Regions from separate parts of the Mus musculus genome. Here region 2 is linked to region 1. The links are chromatin loops, found by intact Hi-C in ENCODE. Cell type or tissue: left cerebral cortex. All regions are shown on one strand. Links, peaks and the distances in the headings refer to the core of each region. The heading gives the core; the rest is flanking DNA.

Region 1 (5,377 bases), core at 228-5,227:
TCACAGGTATAGGGGGTGGGGTCTGGGGGTCCCTCTGGCTGAGAAGAGGAAACCTCACTGACAAAGGAAGTCCGCCATTCTGTACCAAGCTCAGAAAGCTATCAGGGCAATGGTAGACTTCAACCTTAATTAGCAGGGCAACAGACCCTAAGTCTTCACCAAGGGATGGAGTGTGCAGGGGATAAAGTGCACTGGGAGGAGGAGCTCCTTAGGGATGGCCACAGCAGGCTTGATAGTAAGTCTAGAGACAACAGAGGGAAGGCAATGGCCCTATAGGCTCATAGGGAAAGGCAGTATGAGGAGATGTGGCCTTGTTGCAGTGGGTGTGGCCTTGTTGGAGGAAGTGTGTCACTGTGGGAAAGCTTTGAGGTCTCAGAAGCTCAAGCCCGGCCTAGTGCATCATTTTCTTCCTGCTGCCTTTGGTCTGGATGTAGAACCCTCATCTCTTTCTCCAGCACCATGTCTACCTGCACACCCCCACACTCCCCACCAAGGTAATAATGAGCTAAAGCTTGGAAACCGTTAAATGTTTTCCTTTATAAGACATTCCACGGGGGCTGGAGAGATGGCTTAGAGGTCATCTAAGACATCTTCCAGAGGTCCTGAGTTCAATTCCCAGCAACAACGTGGTGGCTCACAACCATCCATAATGAGATCTGATGCCCTCTTCTGTTGAGTCTGAAGACAGCGTACTCACATACATAAAATAAATAAGTAAGTCTTTAAAGAAAAAAAAAAAAACTTTCCATGAACTAGGCAGTGGTGGTGCATACCTTTAATCCCAAGGGCAGGAGTTCAAGGCCAGTCTAGTCTACAGAGCTAGTTCCTGGACAGCCAGAACTACACAAAAAAGTGCTGTTTCAAAAGCCAACCAACAGCTGGGTGTGGTGGTGCACACCTTTAATCCCAGCACTCAGGAGGCAGAGGCAGGCGGATTTCTGAGTTGGAGGCCAGCCTGGTCTACAGAGTGAGTTCCAGGACAGCCAGGGCTACACAGAGAAACTCTGTCTCGAAAAACCAAAAAAAAAAAAAAAAAAAAAAGCCAACCAACAAACAAATAAGTAAGAGTTGCCATAGTCATGGTGTATCGTCACCACAGTGAAACCCTATTTGAGGCAAGTCCCTCTAGCTTTAAATGTGTATATTAAAGATAGAGTCTTCATATGTAACCCTGGCTGGCCTAGAATTCAATACCTAGCCTAGGGTATCCTCTAACTCATAGAGATCTACCGGCCTCAGCCTCCCAAATTCTAGAGTTAAAGGCATGTCCCAGCATTACCTGGTTTGTTGTAATTTCAACACACACACACACACACACACACACAGTTTTGATAAATCATCCAAGCTAACCTTAAACTTACTCTGTAGCCCATGAAAGCCTTAGACTGGTGGCCTTAAACCTCAGCTTCAAAGTAGCCAAAGTTACAGCTTCCGGTCCCAGCTGGTGTCCCTATCTTCCATAAATCAACTTAGTTCTGATCGCTACATCCCTGAGCTATCTAGGAAAGAGCATCTTTCATGAGGCTCAGAATCCTGCAGGTCTGGCATCTCTGGCTGAGTGCCTTGAGCTACTTCTCTTCAATGTATTTCAATCATCATCTGTGGTTCCTTCATTCGCTAATCAGACAACGGGCTAGAGAGACTCCACAGTTAAGAGCACTTAATTGCTGGGTTCACAGAGGACTAGACTTTGGTTCTTAGCATGCATGTCAGGCATCTACACACATACACATGAATACAAATAAAATCTTTTATATACAAATACAAATAAAAGCCGAGCATGTGGCACACACCTTTAACCCCAGCACTCAGGAGGCAGAGGCAGGCGGATTTCCAGGCCAGCCTGGTCTACAGAGTGAGTTCCAGGACAGTCAGGGCTATAAAGAGAAACCCTATCTCGAAAAATCTTTTAACAACAGCAAAGCCCGTGCAAGAGAACACAAATGCAGCATTAGATAAGTACAAATGGCACTCAATTTTCTGAGACATTCGTTCTCTCAGGACTGGAAGACAGAATGGGGGCTGGAGAGATGGCTCAGCAATTAAAAGCACTGACTGCTCTTCTGAAGGACCTGAGTTCAAATCCCAGCAACCACATGGTGGCTCACAACCATCTGTAATGAGATCTAACGCGCTCTTCTGGGATGTCTGAAGACAGCTACAGTGTACTTATATATAACAATAAATAAATATTAAAAAAAAGACAGAATGGACTCAGTGATGCAATTATTGCTTTCTTTTAAAACAAAGAATCTTATGAATCCCAGTCTGACGTCAAATCATCTATGTAACCAGAAGATGCCCTTGAACTTCTCCTGCCTGTATCTTCCAAGTGGACAACCTTGTATGGGTTATGCAGTGCCTGGCAATATACCCAAGTCACCACACATTTGAGGGAAGTCCTCTACCAACTAACTCCATCATCAGCCTTAAGTATCGCAAATAACCAAACTGTATACACCGACTACTGAGGAGTTAGATAGAATCGGGTGAAAAAATAAACTTTATTTTCCGTTTTTTCCGTCCATGAAATCGGAATAATGCTACACCTAATGTTTTTCCACCAGGTGGCGCTACAGCCCAGGGAATCCACCTCATTGATTTGCGACTCAAAAGAAATGAGGTCTGGTCAAGTTTTCTTGAATTCAGCTCCACTCCTAATGTTGGATTTGGCTCCACCACCAGATTCATAGTAGCAGAGGCCAGCCTGACCTACCTCGATTAAGTAGCCGTGACTATTCCGGTACTCTGGCTGTCCAGCTCATGTCGGTAACCTCATTACAAAGGTGTAATGATGATGGGAGGGAGGGGGCTCTCTAAGCACTGCTGTGCCTTTCACAGATAATAATTATCAGCTTCTGTGTGCCATAAAAAACTTAGTTCAACTGTTTTCAATGATGTTCAACCGATTTCAATGGGCTGCTGATTTCCCTTTCAGTTGAGATAAGACAGTTTTCACACCAATTATTGCTGGTGTGCACAGCTATGCTTAATAGATATGGGACCCTGTAGACTTTGAGAGAATCGGGTTTCTCAGTTCAGGGAGAATATGAAAAACTGCAATCTGCCAGGACAGCTTCATCGTACCCCAGCTCTGTCACTTATGGGTTTCAGATGTTTTCTTTCCTGTTGAGAAAAGAAGGGTCTGGCTCTGTCTCCCAGGCTGACCTAGAACTCGCTCCTGCTCCTGCTCCTGCTCCTCCTCCTGCTCCTCCTGCTCCTGCTCCTCCTGCTCCTGCTCCTGCTCCTGCTCCTGCTCCTGCTCCTCCTGCTCCTGCTCCTCCTGCTCCTGCTCCTCCTGCTCCTGCTCCTGCTCCTGCTCCTCCTGCTCCTGCTCCTGCTTCTGCTCTCCTCCTCCTGCTCCTGCTCCTGCTCCTCCTGCTCCTCCTCCTTCTCCTCCTCCTCCTCCTCCTGCTTCTCCTCCTGCTCCTGCTCCTCCTCCTCCCCTCCCCCCTCAAATGTTGGTATTATAGGTGTGTGCCATCACATACAACTTTACAAAACTACAGATTTATTGACTCTCAACCAGGACTTCTTTCATTCATTGATTTCTGGTTTGCAAGTTTTGTGTTTGTTTGCGACCGAGTCTCACGTGTCCCAGGGTGGCCTCAAACTCCCTGAGTACCCAAGGATGAACGTGAACTCCTGATGGTCCCTATTCTACTTGAGTGCTGGAATTATAGGCGCTTTCTATCACATCTCATTTTGTTCGCCTCTGGGGACAGAGGCAAACAAAACCCAGAACTCTGTACGTTATAAGGCAAACATGCTATCATCTGACCTACATCCAAGCCTATATAGTTACTTAGACTTACTATAGATCCAGGAGGATCTCCTGCTCCAGCCTCTACAACCACAGTGTCCTATCACCATATCACCCACACAGCTCAAGCATTCTACCATCTGTCACACCTAGCTGAAGACTGCCAGGTAATGCAGTGCGTGCCTGTAAGCTCAGTACTCCAGAGGCTCGAGCAGGAAGACCTGGAATCAGGCTAGCTTGGACTCTATATGTATATTAGATTTTAAGGGGGAAAAAATTAACCTTTCGGGGCCCAAGGTTTTAACTTTGCCCCTGAAACTTGAAAGGCACAACATCACCTGGCGAGGTCATTAAATGTAAAATCTAATTCAATAGGTTTGGCGTGGACCTGAAATTCTGCATTTCACTTATTTCTCTGAAGACAGAGTCTCAGGTAGGTAAGCCATGTTGGTTTCAAATGCCCTTTATATAGCTAAGGATGACCTAGAAATCCTGACCCTCCTGCCTCAGTCCTGAAGCACGCTCTCTCTCTCTCTCTCTCTCTCTCTCTCTCTCTCTCTCTCTCTCTCTCTCTCAAACTAGTGATACTTTTTTTTTTTAAAATGTCTGAGTGTTTGCACACCTGCATGCCAGAAGAGGGCATCAAATCCCTTTATAGATGGTCGAGATTCACCGTGAGGCTGCTTAGAATTGAACTCAGGACCTCTGAAAGAGCAGCAAGTGCTCTTAACTGCTGAGCCATCTCCCCGCCCTCTTGCAGCTTCCTCATATAAGAGGTTAGTAGCTAATATTGAACATGGGAGATGCTTTTCTAAACTAAGAATTGAATAAACTATCTCTACATCAGTGTTGGGAATTTGATCTCTTCACTGATTAAAATCCCAGGTCCTCACACTTGCATAGCAAGCACTGTCCCCACTAGGATAGCCTGGAGCCCCCGTTTTCTTTGTGTTTGTTGAGATAAGGTTTCATGCCACCCAGGCTAAGCTTTGTTACATACCAGAGACCACACTTGAATTTCTTACCTTCCTGTCTTCACTTCCTAAGTGCTGGGATTAGTCTTGAACTAACATGCCCAATCTACATTTTTCTTGCAAGTTTTCCTTCCAATATCAAATAAGAATGGCTTTACGTACTTAAGAAGTAGAAAGAGAAGCTAGAAAACAAGCCACCAGTTGAACTATACTCTGTGGCCTATGGCTACCTTTTTAAAAGCCCCCCAGTTTTCTATGGAATAGCCCAAGCCACTCCCTTGAGCTGTGAATAAAAAATCCTTTTAGGAAGCTTCTGCATCAGAGAGTACTCGCAGCCCTTAGGGAAGATGCACTTTAGAAATGGGCAGTGTCCCTGCGAGGTGTTCTTAGAGTGCTGGCATTTTCTTCAATACGCTTTTGTAATAGGGGAAATTACTATTCCAAAACACAAGCTTTAAAGACCTGTTAGCACACTGTGGTCTGAGTAACCCTTGGAGACCATGCAATCCACTGGCTAGACAGCCTGGAAACAGCCACTCGACCAATCCACTGCCTGGAAACAGTCTTGGTCCAATCAGCCTCCTAGAAACACTACCCCAACCAATCAGGGGTTTTCTAAGAATTATTTTTCTGTAAAATC
Region 2 (5,377 bases), core at 102-5,101, 83 kb after region 1:
ACAGCAATGTAACACTAAGACATACAGGATGGTGAAAACTAAGTAAGATAGTACATGGAAAGTTTCTAAAAATTACATTTATTTTCTGCATGTGTGTTTGTGTGTGGGTATACATGCCACATGTTCATGTGGAGGTCCAAGGACAACATGAAGAATCCATCTCTGCTGCCTTTTTTGGCCTAGGGATTGAGCTGAGGCTTCCCTGCTTGGCCACAGTGTTTTAAATCTGCTGAACCACCTCCCTGGCTTATAAAGGTCTTCACATAGGATCTGTCACATAGTATGAATACTAACAAATTCTAGAAACTGTTATTCTCTTAATACAAGATAATCTCAGTCCTGATTGCCTCTCTGTGACAAGCTAAAAAGCAACGAAAGAACAGAAAAAAGAATTACTAGCTCCTGGGGCTGGCGAGATGGCTCAGTGGTTAAGAGCGCCGACTGCTCTTCCAAAGGTCCAGAGTTCAAATCCCAGCAACCACATGGTGGCTCACAACCATCCATAACAAAATCTGATGCCCTCTTCTGGAGTGTCTGAAGACAGCTACAGTGTACTTACATATAATAAATAAATAAATCTTAAAAAAAAAAAAAAGACTTACTAACTCCCAATTATCAGTCTCTGCACTTGGTGAAGGATTACCTGGACCCAAGGTTAGTAGTCACATGAAAACATGTTTTTATTAGTTTGTTCATTTATGGAAGCCAAGGCCTCCTGCATTTAAGGCAAGCAATCTACTACTGAGTAACACCCCCAGATGTGTTTTACTTAGTATGCACAATGTTTGAACATCTGAAAACTCTATGAAATAGCCAATATTTTATAGTTTCTAGATCTACAAAAATTGTAATTCACACTATTCAACTTAACACACCTTTATTTAGTTATGGTATGTGTGGGTGTGGCTTATGTGAGGTCAGAGGACAACAGGGGGTAGTTATTCTCTTCTTCCACCGTGTAGGTCCCAGGGATAGAACTCAGATCTTCAGACTTGCATCTGTACTCATGGAGACACCAGGCTGGCCTCTTATATAGCTAGTAATGCTAATGTTTTAAAATTCGTTCAATGTACACAAAAATCCAGGTTTCTGACTTCTCTTGAAAGTAGGTTGAGGCAAGTTGCAGCAGGGGTTGAGGTGTGTGTGTGTGTGTGTGTGTGTGTGTGTAACATGCTCATAATCACAGCTATGGGGGAGGCTGAAGTAGAAAGAGGGAAAACCCAAGTCCTGGTTGGGCTACAAAATTGAACGGATGCCCCAGTAAGTATAGCTCTGTAGGGAGCCCAGCATGTACAGACTGGGTTTGATTCTCTAGAACTGGAAAAGGTGGCAACGTGACTTCCCATTCGAGGACACATGCTCACCTGTTGCAGTCTGTACCATTCTACTACGTCTCATAAGCTGGTACCCCCACTCATCTGTATTCCTCTGCCTCGCTCTTGTGGCCACTAGGGTTGGGAATCTCCCGGGTTTCTTTTGTAAGCATGCCATGAAGACCTTTTGCTTATTGTTCAAGTTGTTTAACTGCTTTTAGCCTACCCAAATATTAATTTTGCTTCCTGTGTGAGGATGTTTGGATAAACAGGTAGAGAAGAACCATAAAACCCAGGAATCTTTTAAAATTCTATTAACTCACAGTCTACAGTAGTGACATAAATATTTACAGTGATTAAATTTAAAGTTCTTAATTCTCCTAAAAGTAAATCCCCAGCTTGGTGGTGGGGGTCACCTGCAATGCCAGGACTTGGGAGGGAGGCCAAGGTAACAGGATCAGAAGTACAAGGTCAGCCTAGACTAGATACTACTCTCTCTCTCTCTCTCTCTCTCTCACAAAACAAAACAAAACAAAAACAAAAACAAAAACAAAACAAAACATACATTATGATTACTTCAGATAACTAACAACTGAAGAGCTGCGTACATTTGTGCCTGTTTAGGTCCAGGTAACTCCTTAAAACCCTTGAACTTCAACTTTTCCATAGGTGGCCAAGATGGCAGAACTAGAACGGGGGATTAAGTAATTCCAATGAAAGATGAAGGTGTCTATTAGTGTCACGCCTCCCATTCTCTCTCCGGCTCCTATTAAAGGAAAAGGTGCGCTAGTCTGAAAAAAGGGCATTTCTTCAGCTCTATGCCTGGCAACCATCTGGACAGAATTTTCAAAGAGGGATGGAGGAAATAAAGACTTCCTGCACCATAATGAAGCCTAAGACTGTTCCCAGGACTCAAAGAAAACCATAGAAATCGAACTGACTAGTCTTTTGTATATTAAATGTGGGCCATAATCACTGTCTGAACAGTGCAGAGGAAATTGCAAGGCCTAAGGTGTGCATCCTGGGGAGGAGACAGCCCCAGTTCCTCCGGAAGGTTAGTGGGCGGCGCCTGCAGAGCGCAGTGCCACCAGAGCCAGGGCCAGCACTGCCACCACAGCCGGAGCCACCCAGCCCGCACCTTGACGCCGGGCCAACACCTGACATCACGACCGCACCCCAACACCTCGCCCACACCCCAAAACCCAGATACTCCGACAGCCCGCAGTGGCACCCCTACGACACCTGGCCAGCATTCCCAACACCCGGCCAGTGCCCCAACACAAGACCGGTACCCTGACGCCCAAATGGCACCCCAACAGCTTGCAGCTCGGCACCCGGGGTACCCGGGCGGCATCGTCATCCAGACAGCCCCCCACTGCCCACCCCGTACCCCGACAACCCGGCGCCCCGGCCCGTGCCCCCGCGGGGTCCGGTCTCCACTCACCTGGTGGCGTCTGCGACGTTCCTGACGAACAGGGAGGTGTTGGGGGGCCTGGTGTAGCGAGACATGCCTCTCGCGGCCCCGCTCCCAGCAGCCCGCCGCGCCCCCTCCCGGGCCGGCCGCGCAGCCGCAGACGCGGGCGGGGGGCGCGGGGCCTGCGCGGCCGCGCGAGCACAGACCTTGCCACTGCCCGGGCCTCTAGGGAATAGATCCGATCCCCCATCGCTGCAGGCCAGCTAGGTGCTCCAAGGGAGACCTGCCTCTCCCAAACAGCCCCAGAAAAAGATCTCATGACAGGGCTTCGAAAGAGCCATGTGCAGGGTCAGGGAGCCACTTGTGGGCATGCAAGCTTAGCCACAGCCTTTCCCTAAAGAGATCAACTCGACCCTCAGGGAAGAAAGACTGAACACGGGCGTGGGGGTGGGGGTGGGGGGAACTGCTGCAGTACTGCAGCTTAAGCAAAAAGGCCTCGAGGCAATAAACAGGGTAAGCATCAAAGAAACCCAGACGGGAGAGCAGGCTGGGGTCTTTTGTTTGCTTGTTTACTCAGGCCTAGAATTCCTTTTGTAGTGGGCTCCACATCAGGCTGGGTTTAATGCTAGGAAAATTGAGAGTACTGTGTATTGGTTAGTGGAGCTGGTGTAATAATGCCACGCATTTGGTGGTTTAATGAAACTTATCTTGAAAAGACTAGGGATGTAACTCAATGGAAGAGTGATTGTCTAGCCTGCAGGATGCACGCTGTTCCAGTACCTGAGCAGAGACTATGGCAGAACCTGTCATCCCAGGGCATGGGGGGGGGGGGGGGGAGGACGGTGAGGAGTGATGGCAGGGAGGTCAAAAGTTATCTACTATAGAGGAGCTGGAGGCCAGCCAACTGAGACCTGTCATTACTGATAGCGCATAGATCTACTCTTACAATTTCTAGATCTGTTTTGAAGCAGCTAAGTACTTCTTTTAGTACAACAGCTTCCTGTAGGAGAGCCTGAGGCAGGAACATTTTCAAGTGCAGATGACTAAATGATATTACACCGGGGTAGCTTCGAGGTGGGGGCTGGAGAGAAGGTTCAGCAGTCAAGAGCGCTTGCTGCTCTTGCAGTGGACCCGGCCGGGTTCCTCTCCCAGTGTCCACGTGGTGGCTTACAGTTCCAGGGTGTCCAACACCCTCTTCTGGCCTCAGTGGGATGCAAGGCACACAAGTAGGCAAAACACTTACACATACAATAAAAATAATAGTTTGACAAAAGGAATACTGCATTAAGCTTGGCCGGTGTCTTAAGCAACCATGTTCAGTAACTAATATAGCTATGTGTTATTGCTTTTTCGATGTTTTTTTCTGGTACTCTTGAGGGTCCAGACTAAAAGCCCTCCGTGTCCTAGATTTTTTTTTTTAAATCATATTCATCCAAAGTTGTAGGCTTTATAACCAAAAGTACTGCTTTGTTGAATCATCTCTTCAAAGCAGCAGGCGATGCTGTACAGAGTTCAGAGGTGTATGAAGGAGTGCAATGATCCTAGTGACTGTGATGAAGGCTCAGTACATAAGAGTGCTTACAGTGCACTGACTCAGAGTTCCCAACACCCACTTGTAAAAATCCTGGGCATGGCCACACCCCTGTGACCCAGCATCACAAAGCCACACCCCTGTGACCTCAGCATCGTGAGGTCAGAGACAGGTGAATCCCAGGAACTCAATGGCCAGCAATCCCTGAAGAAATGGAGAGGTCCAAATCTTCAGTTTTAGTGAGGGATGCCACCTTGGGAGAAGACATACTTGTGGAGTTGTGGAGTGAGAGTCACCCTGCAGCCTTCTCCAGCACATGTCACACAAGTGTAACCCTCTTTCCTCCATTAAAATAGAAACATTTTAAATGAAAAGAATAAAAAGTTAGCTTAGAGTGACAACGTGGCTAGGGAGATCTTCCTGAAAATTTTTGGTCTATTTCATGCTTATTTTCTCCCCAAAACAGGACTTCTGTTTTTAAAGTATTTTGAGATGCCCTTGTATCTTTTCTCATTTAGATACTATAATTATTTTTACCTTTTCTCCCCTTGGAGACAGGGTCTCATTTTATAGCATGGCTGGTTTAGTACTCACAGTTGTAGCCCCAGGTAGGGTTGCAGTTGCAGCAATCCTCCCACATCAGACTCTGTACCACTGGAATTACAGGCATGCACCACCATGCTTTTCTATTTTACTTTAAAAAAAAAAAAAAAGTAGAGTTAAAAAGATGCAATTGAAATCCCTGCCACAGAGCTGGAATGTAGATCCGTGACAGGGCACTAGTGAGCGTGAGGCCTTGGGCTTGAGTGCCAGCGTTGTGACAGTCCACAAGGAGGAGGAGGAAAAGGAGGAAGAAGAGGAAGAGAAGGAGGAGGAAATGAGAAATTGCAGGTCTATAAAGAATATTGGGAAAAGGAAAAAGTCAGACTCCCTTTCAATTGTTAAAGCTTGCCTAAACAGACAAACTTCTTAAATCACTGTTATGTTATATTGAAAGTAGATGGGCTGTTGAGCTGGTTCAGTAGGTAAAGGAGCTTGCCAGCAAACCTGACAGCCTGAGACAGATGCCAAGGACCCACATGGGGGAAGGAGAGAACAGATTCCAACAGTTGTTCTCTT

The links. A loop is a pair of places that touch in the nucleus more often than their neighbours do. Peaks named below come from ENCODE experiments on the same cell type or tissue, not always from the same donor. Only the 100,000 strongest peaks of a DNase experiment are listed, where the experiment ranks them.
Region 2: a loop joins it to region 1, with 7 times the contacts of the local background. A loop is called at or near these places in 21 of 42 quality-filtered maps.

Annotation. Positions count from the first base shown.
Region 1 is chr4:33,290,179-33,295,555 of GRCm38, reverse strand. No RefSeq gene overlaps it. Among named protein-coding and RNA genes, the nearest start is that of Rngtt, 17 kb to the left of the region's middle. In left cerebral cortex, for the core only: CTCF peaks have their summits at 2,562 (motif pointing right) and 4,423 (motif pointing right); a DNase peak (open chromatin) is centred at 2,594.
Region 2 is chr4:33,206,751-33,212,127 of GRCm38, reverse strand. Srsf12 (serine and arginine-rich splicing factor 12) reads right to left here and starts at 2,856. Exons shown (of 5, transcript NM_001372518.1): 1 at 2,758-2,856. The coding sequence starts at 2,822. In left cerebral cortex, for the core only: a CTCF peak has its summit at 2,845; DNase peaks (open chromatin) are centred at 2,422 and 2,998; H3K4me3 peaks cover 1,499 bases; H3K27ac peaks cover 1,357 bases.